Regions from separate parts of the Homo sapiens genome. Here regions 1 and 3 are each linked to region 2. Evidence: chromatin loops called from intact Hi-C (ENCODE). Cell type or tissue: B cell. All regions are shown on one strand. Region 1 overlaps LOC105371334 (a long non-coding RNA gene). Region 2 overlaps ZNF19 (zinc finger protein 19). Region 3 holds the start of DHODH (dihydroorotate dehydrogenase (quinone)).

Evidence for each region. Peaks named below come from ENCODE experiments on the same cell type or tissue, not always from the same donor. Only the 100,000 strongest peaks of a DNase experiment are listed, where the experiment ranks them.
Region 1: a loop joins it to region 2, with 13 times the contacts of the local background. A loop is called at or near these places in 10 of 110 quality-filtered maps.
Region 3: a loop joins it to region 2, with 9 times the contacts of the local background. A loop is called at or near these places in 4 of 110 quality-filtered maps.

Annotation. Positions count from the first base shown.
Region 1 is chr16:71,609,892-71,612,391 of GRCh38, reverse strand. It overlaps LOC105371334 (a long non-coding RNA gene), which reads left to right. Exons shown (of 3, transcript XR_933717.2): 2 at 483-618. Among named protein-coding and RNA genes, the nearest start is that of MARVELD3, 15 kb to the left of the region's middle. In B cell, CTCF peaks have their summits at 1,015 and 1,214 (motif pointing right); a DNase peak (open chromatin) is centred at 1,191.
Region 2 is chr16:71,483,432-71,485,931 of GRCh38, reverse strand. ZNF19 (zinc finger protein 19) reads left to right here. Exons shown (of 6, transcript NM_006961.4): 2 at 1,184-1,343. Among named protein-coding and RNA genes, the nearest start is that of ZNF19, 4.6 kb to the left of the region's middle. RefSeq lists a silencer at 1,308-1,587 and an enhancer at 1,155-2,064. In B cell, no CTCF peak of the experiment used is centred here; DNase peaks (open chromatin) are centred at 1,541 and 1,671; H3K4me3 peaks cover 1,726 bases; H3K27ac peaks cover 1,788 bases.
Region 3 is chr16:72,007,280-72,009,779 of GRCh38, reverse strand. DHODH (dihydroorotate dehydrogenase (quinone)) reads right to left here and starts at 1,036. Exons shown (of 9, transcript NM_001361.5): 1 at 995-1,036. The coding sequence starts at 1,015. RefSeq lists silencers at 1,042-1,241, 1,185-1,284. In B cell, no CTCF peak of the experiment used is centred here; a DNase peak (open chromatin) is centred at 1,099; H3K4me3 peaks cover 1,368 bases; H3K27ac peaks cover 1,333 bases.

The DNA.
Region 1 (2,500 bases), 130 kb before region 2:
AGCCTGGCCAACGTTGTGAAACCCTGTCTCTACTAAAAATACAAAAATTAGCCGGGTTTGGTGGCGTGCGCCTGTAATCCCAGCTACTCAGGAGGCTGAGGTAGGAGAATCACTTGAACCCGGGAGGCGGAGGTTGCAGTGAGCCGAGATCGGGCCACTGCACCGCAGCCTGGGAGAGAGAGCGAGACTCCCATCTCAAAAAAAAAAAAAAAAAAGAAAAAAAGAAAGAAACTCTCACATAGATATAAAATGAACATGTTCAAGATTTTCTTTAACTCAATGATCATTGAAGAAATCAAGCAGATATTACAATAGGTTCAAAAAATAGACCCATTTGTAGACCAGGAATAATGAAATAAATGTGCAAATGGAGGCAAACGGATTTTTTTTTTTACAGAGGGTAAGCAAAATCAATTGACTTTCTACTAGACAGAACATAATTTGCATGTTTATAAACAATAATTTTTTTTTTGCATTGCCAGCAATTAGCTATTTTGTAAAATAGCTCAAAGTCAATGAAAGACTAGAGTCAGATACCCTGGAGGAGTATTCTCTAGACAATGAAGTTTTTCACTGAAGTTCAAGTGGAAAGGCATTGGTTTTCCTCCAGCTGGAAAGGTGAGATATTAAACGGTCTGGGAGCTTTGGGGTTTGGGAAAATCTGGGTTTGAGGCTAGTCCGGAGAAGAAGTAGCGCCTCCCGGTGATTCTGATTCAGCAGGCTGGGAACAGAGCCCGGGCATCTGTGTTTTCGAATAGCTCCATCAGGCACCCTAATTAAGAACCGGTGTGTTAATTTAGCACTCAATATTCCATCCTAAAGGAGAATCTAATGTAAGAATAATCCAAATATTTACCTAAGTTTTTCTTTAAACAAATAAACATTTCTATTGATTTTGGGTACAGGCAATGGCATTTGGGGACAGAGCTGACTTTTCCCATTTGGTTTCTTTGAATGGTTTCTTTCAGCCTTCACTTATGAGGGAGGCAGTCCTTAGGTATGTGGATCAAGGGGGAAATCCTTGCACATTCCCCGCGAGATCTTTTGATTCTCTTCCCCACTCAGCACATCCTGTGCTTGCTGTCAGACCCTAGACTCAAGCTCTGGTGGCAGAGGGGACTTCTGGCTGGGTTAGTTCCTACGCAGGCGCTCTAGGTGGGAAAGGGAGCCTGCAGGGGGCCCAGAGCTGGCCAGCAGGGGGCAGCACAGGCTCAGGCTGGGAGGCGCGGGAGCCCATAGGATGCCGTCTTCCTCAGTTTCGAGAATCCCCTCCCCCGACTCAGCCTGGGTGACCAGAGTTCTCTCATCCAGCTGTGAAACAACGCCTGGAGTTCACTATTTAGGTTCACTAAATAGGTTCACTATTTCCTGAACTTCGCCTAATACACAGGTGAGACTGAGCTTGGGAAATCACTCACCCTCCCTCTGCCCAAAATGCAACCCTCTCGCTTGCAAAATGGGGATAATTGTACCTACTTCATAGGCTTAAATAAGTAATATGCATAACACACTGGAGCAGTGCCTAACATATATTTAAACTACACATGTATTAGCTATTCTTTTATTTTATTTAAAATTTTTTTTAGAGACAGGGGTCTTACTATATTGCCCAGGCTGGTCTTGAACTCCTGGGTTCAAGCCATCCTCCTGCCTCAGCCTCCAAAGTCCTGGGATGACAGGTGTGAGCCCCCGCGCCTGGCCTGTATTAGCTATTGTTATTGCATTGCTACCGCTTATCAGGCACTGTGGATGCCACTGTGATGCAAGGAAGAGAAATAAGATAGCCGTGCTGGCTGAGAGCTCACAGCCTCATGAGAGAGGCAGCTAAGTAAATTCTTTGTGACACTGGGAAGAAAAAGATGAGCATGAGATGTGGGCAGGGTATGGAGGCAGAAGTAACCAAAAGTCTTTGGGAGGCTGAGGCAGGCAGATCATCTGAGGTCAGGAGTTCGAGACCAGCCTGGCCAACATGGAGAAACCTTGTCTCTATTAAAAATACAAAAATTAGCTGGGTGTGGTGGTGTGCGCCTGTGGTCCCAGCTACTCGGGAGGCTGAGGTAGGAGAATCACTTGAATCCAGGAGGTGGAGGTTGCAGTGGGCAGAGATCACCCCACTGCACTCCAGCCTGGGCAACAGAGCAAGACTCTCAAAAAAAAAAAAAAAAAGGAACCAAAAGCAACGAAGGAGTGAAGGGAGAGCATTCCCTTCGCCCTCTGAAGGGTTGCTGAAAATTAACTGACAAAAGGCAGATTAATAGGAGAAATAGAAATTTATTAATGTGTCGGAGAGTCTTACAAAATATAAGATCTCAAAGAAAGGGAAGAGGGTTGTATGCCTTTTTTTTTTTTTTTTTGGAGACAGAGTCTCGCTGCCGCCCAGCCTGGAGTACAATAGTGTGATCTTGGCTCACTGCAACCTTCGCCTCCCAGGTTCAAGCAATTCTCCTGCCTCAGCCTCCAAGTAGCTGGGATTACAGGTGTGTGCCACCAAACCTGACTA
Region 2 (2,500 bases):
AACACCATTCTGCTTACCAGAGGGAAAATGGAGAGTGACTGCTGATGGTTATGAGGTTCCTTTGGGGAGATGAAAATGTCCTGAAACTGATTGTGGTGATGTTTGCGCAAGTCTCTGAACACACTAAAACCTATTTAATTTTATACTCTGCATTGATGAATTGTATGGTGTGTGAATTAAATGTTAATAAGGCAGGTGTGTGTGTGTGTGTTCAGTATTTTTGAAACTAAATTCTTTCACCTTCTTGCCTGAAACCAGCTCCTCTTCTTCAATTCCTGATCTCAGCTAATGGCACCTTCATCTATCAGGTCATCCAAAATTCATGGCTATTATAGATTGCTCTGGCTGCCTTGTATTCAGTCATTAAAAAAAAAAATGTCCACCGTTTTCACTTCCTAAATAGTTACTTAATATATCCCTCCTTAGACCTGGTCTTTCTTTCTTTTTGTTTTTTTTTGTTTTTTTGGTTTTTTTTTTTTTTGAGATGGAGTTTTGCTTTTGTCGCCCAGGCTGGAGTGCAATGGCACAATCTCGGCTCACTGCAACCTCCACCTCTCGGGTTCAAGCAATTCTCCTGCCTCAGCCTCCCGAGTAGCTGGGATTACAGGTGCCCGCCATTACGCCTGGCTAATTTTTGTATTTTTAGTAGAGACGAGGTTTCACCACGTTGACCAGGCTGGTCTCGAACTCCTGACCTCAGGTGATCTGCCCGCCTTGGCCTCCGAAAGTGCTGGGATTACAGGCGTGAGCCACCGCGCCTGGCCTGCTGACCTGGTCTTTCTTAACGTGTCTGGGTCTTTACCTCTAAGGAGGACAGCTTTTTTGTGCAAAGACCCTTTGGCAGTCTGGTGACACCTTCAAAACCAATGAACATACAATTAAACAGTTTTTTAGAATTTGTGATACAGAAATATAAGTGCAGCTTTACCAACGTGATGAAATGTAATGACAAGACTTGAGGTGGGCCCGATAACAACAAGGACAATTTCAAATTAGTGACGAGAATAGCCATATTCTGAGATCTGCATCAACTGTAATGTGATATGAAAATATCTGTGATTTCTATCGGTGACAGTCACAGATACGGCTGATACTACAGTAGTTTGTTGCCAACATAGAAGAAAATGCTAAATTTCGGTTAGAGATTAGCGAAAACAATGATATACTTTCTTTCCTATTCAAGGTCTCTGAGGATCCCCGGGTGGAAACTCCTCCCGGGAGTAAAACCACACAACCACTGAGAAGACCGCTCCGGCATCCTAGAGAGTACGCGTGTGAGCCTGGGTGCAAGGCCAAAGTAGTGACGCACTTCCGTTCACGCACCGCTTTCTGTTTTTCCTGAGGTGAGTGTTGGGGTTTGTCGCCTAGGAGTCCTTGCTAGGCTCAGGCACTGCACCTCTAGAGAAGGCTGTCGGCTTCGTCCCTGCTGCCTCAGTGGAGGGAGACAGGGCGGCCCCTCCGGGACCGGGGAGCGGAGGCTGCTCGCGGGCCGGTCCCGGTCTCCCTCTGGTGCCTTCGCTCCCCCACGCCTGCATCGGCGCCTTGGGAAATGGAGGCTGTGGATATGGGCGGCTGGATGGAAGGGACGCCTCTGTTCTCGACGCCGCCCAAACCCCATCTGCTCATTGGGCCACAGCTGCTTACTGAGCAGCTATGTGCCAGTTCCTGCTCTAGATTCCGGGGATGCAGCGGTGAATGAGGCGGGGCGTGGGCCCCGCCCCCAGGAAGCTTTCCGCCCAATGGGAAAGTCATGTATTAATCAAATCTGGTTATTTCACTCCACCTGCCCGTGACTTAGTGCACGTAGATCGAAGACCAAGTTCTTGACGTGCACAAAGTGTGGCTTTGTCCCTTGTGACTTCTTCAGCATCATCTAACAGCACACTCTCCTTTGACTGCTACTACAGTGTTCTTGATCCTTCACTACTAGAACATGGCTTTTGCGTATGCTGTTACTTTTGTAAAGATTTCCTTCATACCTTAGTTAATTTATTTTCTTAAGCTTCCCATCCACGTTAGTTTCCCCTGGCAGTGATTTAAATTGTGGACTTAAAAGTTATTTGAGAGAATCTTGATTAATGTGTCTTTCCTTTAGACTAAGCTCTGCGAGGGACAGGATCATGCCCCTTCTCTCTCTACTTCATCTGTTGTGTGTCACACGTGGCCTTGCATGAAATATGTATGAGATAAATATTTGTTGAATGAAGAAAGCACAAATCAATATATAATTTCAAACTGGATTAAGTGGTATATAGGAAAAGGAGTACGGTGCGAGTGGAGTGTTTAACAGAGACACCTGACCTGGTCTGTAGAGCGATCATGATCTGAAGGTGAAGGGTGGATAGATTACTGGAGAGAATGGCGGCTAGATTACTGGAGAGAATGGCAGGCAGAGAATCTCAGTTGTAATGGTTCTGAGATTGGAGAAGAGTAGTTCATACAGAAGAAACAGCAGGTATGAAGGTCCTGAGTTAGCACAGAGGAAACTGAAAGAAGGCCA
Region 3 (2,500 bases), 520 kb before region 2:
AGCCAGTCGTGGTGGCGCGCGCCTGTAATCTCAGCTACGCAGGAGGCCGAGGCAGGAAAATCGGTTGAACCCGGGAGGCGGAGGTTGCAGTGAGCCAAGATCGCGCCACTGCACTCCAGCCTGGGCGACAGCCCAAGACTCCGTCTCAAATAAACATATAAAAAGAAAGTCAAGGTTATTCATTGCCTCCCTTGGAGACTGTACTCCCCCCCACCATGTCAATCAACAAATATCTGAACACCTATTTTTTTTTTTTTTTTTTTTTTTTTTGAGACGGAGTCTCGCTCTGTCGCCCAGGCCGGACTGCGGACTGCAGTGGCGCAATCTCGGCTCACTGCAAGCTCCGCTTCCCGGGTTCACGCCATTCTCCTGCCTCAGCCTCCCGAGTAGCTGGGACTACAGGCGCCCGCCACCGCGCCCGGCTAATTTTTTGTATTTTTAGTAGAGACGGGGTTTCACCTTGTTAGCCAGGATGGTCTCGATCTCCTGACCTCATGATCCACCCGCCTCGGCCTCCCAAAGTGCTGGGATTACAGGCGTGAGCCACCGCGCCCGGCCTCTGAACACCTATTACATACGGGGATACAGCTAAGAACTTTTCACAGAGACCCCCGCCCCTAACAAAACTTTACCTAAAAGGGTTGGGAGCATGTCCTACTCTAGTTTCATTCCCCGTTGGATCCGGCACACAACGCTAGGCGGTCATGTGTTCACTAAGCACCCCTGTGCCAGGCTCAAAAACATGGCCCAGGCGCAGACACTCAGATCAGCACCCACCCAGACCTGCAGGCGCTGTCTGCACACGCCTGACCGAGTCCACGTGCAAATGCACACGCACGAGCATTTGCAGGAGACCCCGGAAACACGCACACGTCCCAGGGGGGCCCACACTCCCGGAGCCGCCTTCGGTCCATGCCTCGCCCGGCCTGACTCTCCGTTCTCGCCCTCCCCGGTCCCTGGTCCCCCATCCACACTGCTCACTCGCGGGACTCACTTTCAGGTGTCTCCACGCCATGCTCCTTCCGTCATTAAGCCCGCCCCTGTCTCCCTTCCATTGGAGGAGATGGTGGCGGCCCCTCTTGTCTCCGCCCCTTAGCCGCCAACCCACCAGTCGCCGGGCAGAAGGGTTGAGAGGACGCCTCCGCGCAGCGGGGAAGGCCCGGCACCACCCCCAGGTTCTGGTTGGGTGCACGTGCGCAGTAGCGGCGGCCACGCCTCTTCCGCCCGCCCTCTCCCAGCCTGCCCGCTTGATCGCCGGCTGTTGGCGGAGATGAGATGCCGCTGCACGGTGTTTGTCCGTACTACCGCAGCCTCGAATCCAAGAGTCCGCGAGCATCAAAACACTGTGTTTCACACCAGAAATATTTGTACAGTTTTTATCACTTTAAAAAATAAATTTTACTGCTGTGTTGATATAAAGATGAATATGTTAATATATAAACTTTTTCAACTTAAAAGTTGATTTTTCTTAAGGTTTTTTAAGGAAATTAAAACATTTTCTTGAGGCCGGGCATGGTGGCTCACGCCTGTAGTCCCAGCACTTTGGGAGGCTGAGGCAGGCAGATCACTTGAGGTCAGGAGTTCGAGACCTGGTCAACACCCAAAACCCCGTGTCTACTAAAAAATAAAATAAAATACAAAAATTAGCCGGGCGTAGTGGCAGGCGCCTGTAATCCCAGGTACTCGGGAGGCTGAGGCAGGAGAATCGCTTGAACCCAGAAGGTGGAGGTTGCAGTGAGCCGAGATAGCACCACTGCACTCCAGCCTGGGCGACAAAGCAAGACTCTGTCTCAAAAACAAACAAAGAAAAATAACCAAAAAAAAAAAATTTCTTGAGATCCTAAAAGTGTCAGAGGCCCTTCCCTGGCCCTGCGCCTGTTGTGCCTCCTGGAGAAAGTGGCCCTGGTTATACCTTGGCATTGTGGTGCAACAGATGTGGAGGTATTTTTTTAAATACTGTTTCTAATCAAGACCCTGAGTGTGCAGGCCCGTTGGAGTGTGGTTTACTGCGGTGATTTTTTTTTTTTTTTTTTTTTTTTTTTGACAGAGTCTTGCTCTGTTGCCCAGGCTGCAGTGCAGTGGCGCGATCTCGGCTCACTACAAGCTCCGCCTCCCGGGTTCACGCCATTCTCCTGCGTCAGCCTCCCGAGTAGCTGGGACTACAGGCGCCCGCAACCATGCCCGGCTCATTGTTTTGTATTTTAGAGACGGGGTTTCACCGTGTTAGCCAGGATGGTACTGCGGTGATTTATGACGACCTAATGTGTCACTTTGTAGTCCTCTGAAGCAATCGTGCCCTCACGAAGAATTTTGAAATGTCTTACCTAATGATGTCCTGGCCGTTGGAGAATAGCCTCTGTAGACTTAGGTGTCAACAGCATTAATCAGATACTTATTGTTTGGAGGCTCTACACCCATCCGTGTCATTTTTGTCCAGTTGCAGTGTTCCCGCCATCAGCTGAAATAGCTGGGTTATTGTCGTAGCAGAAATTAGAGCAAA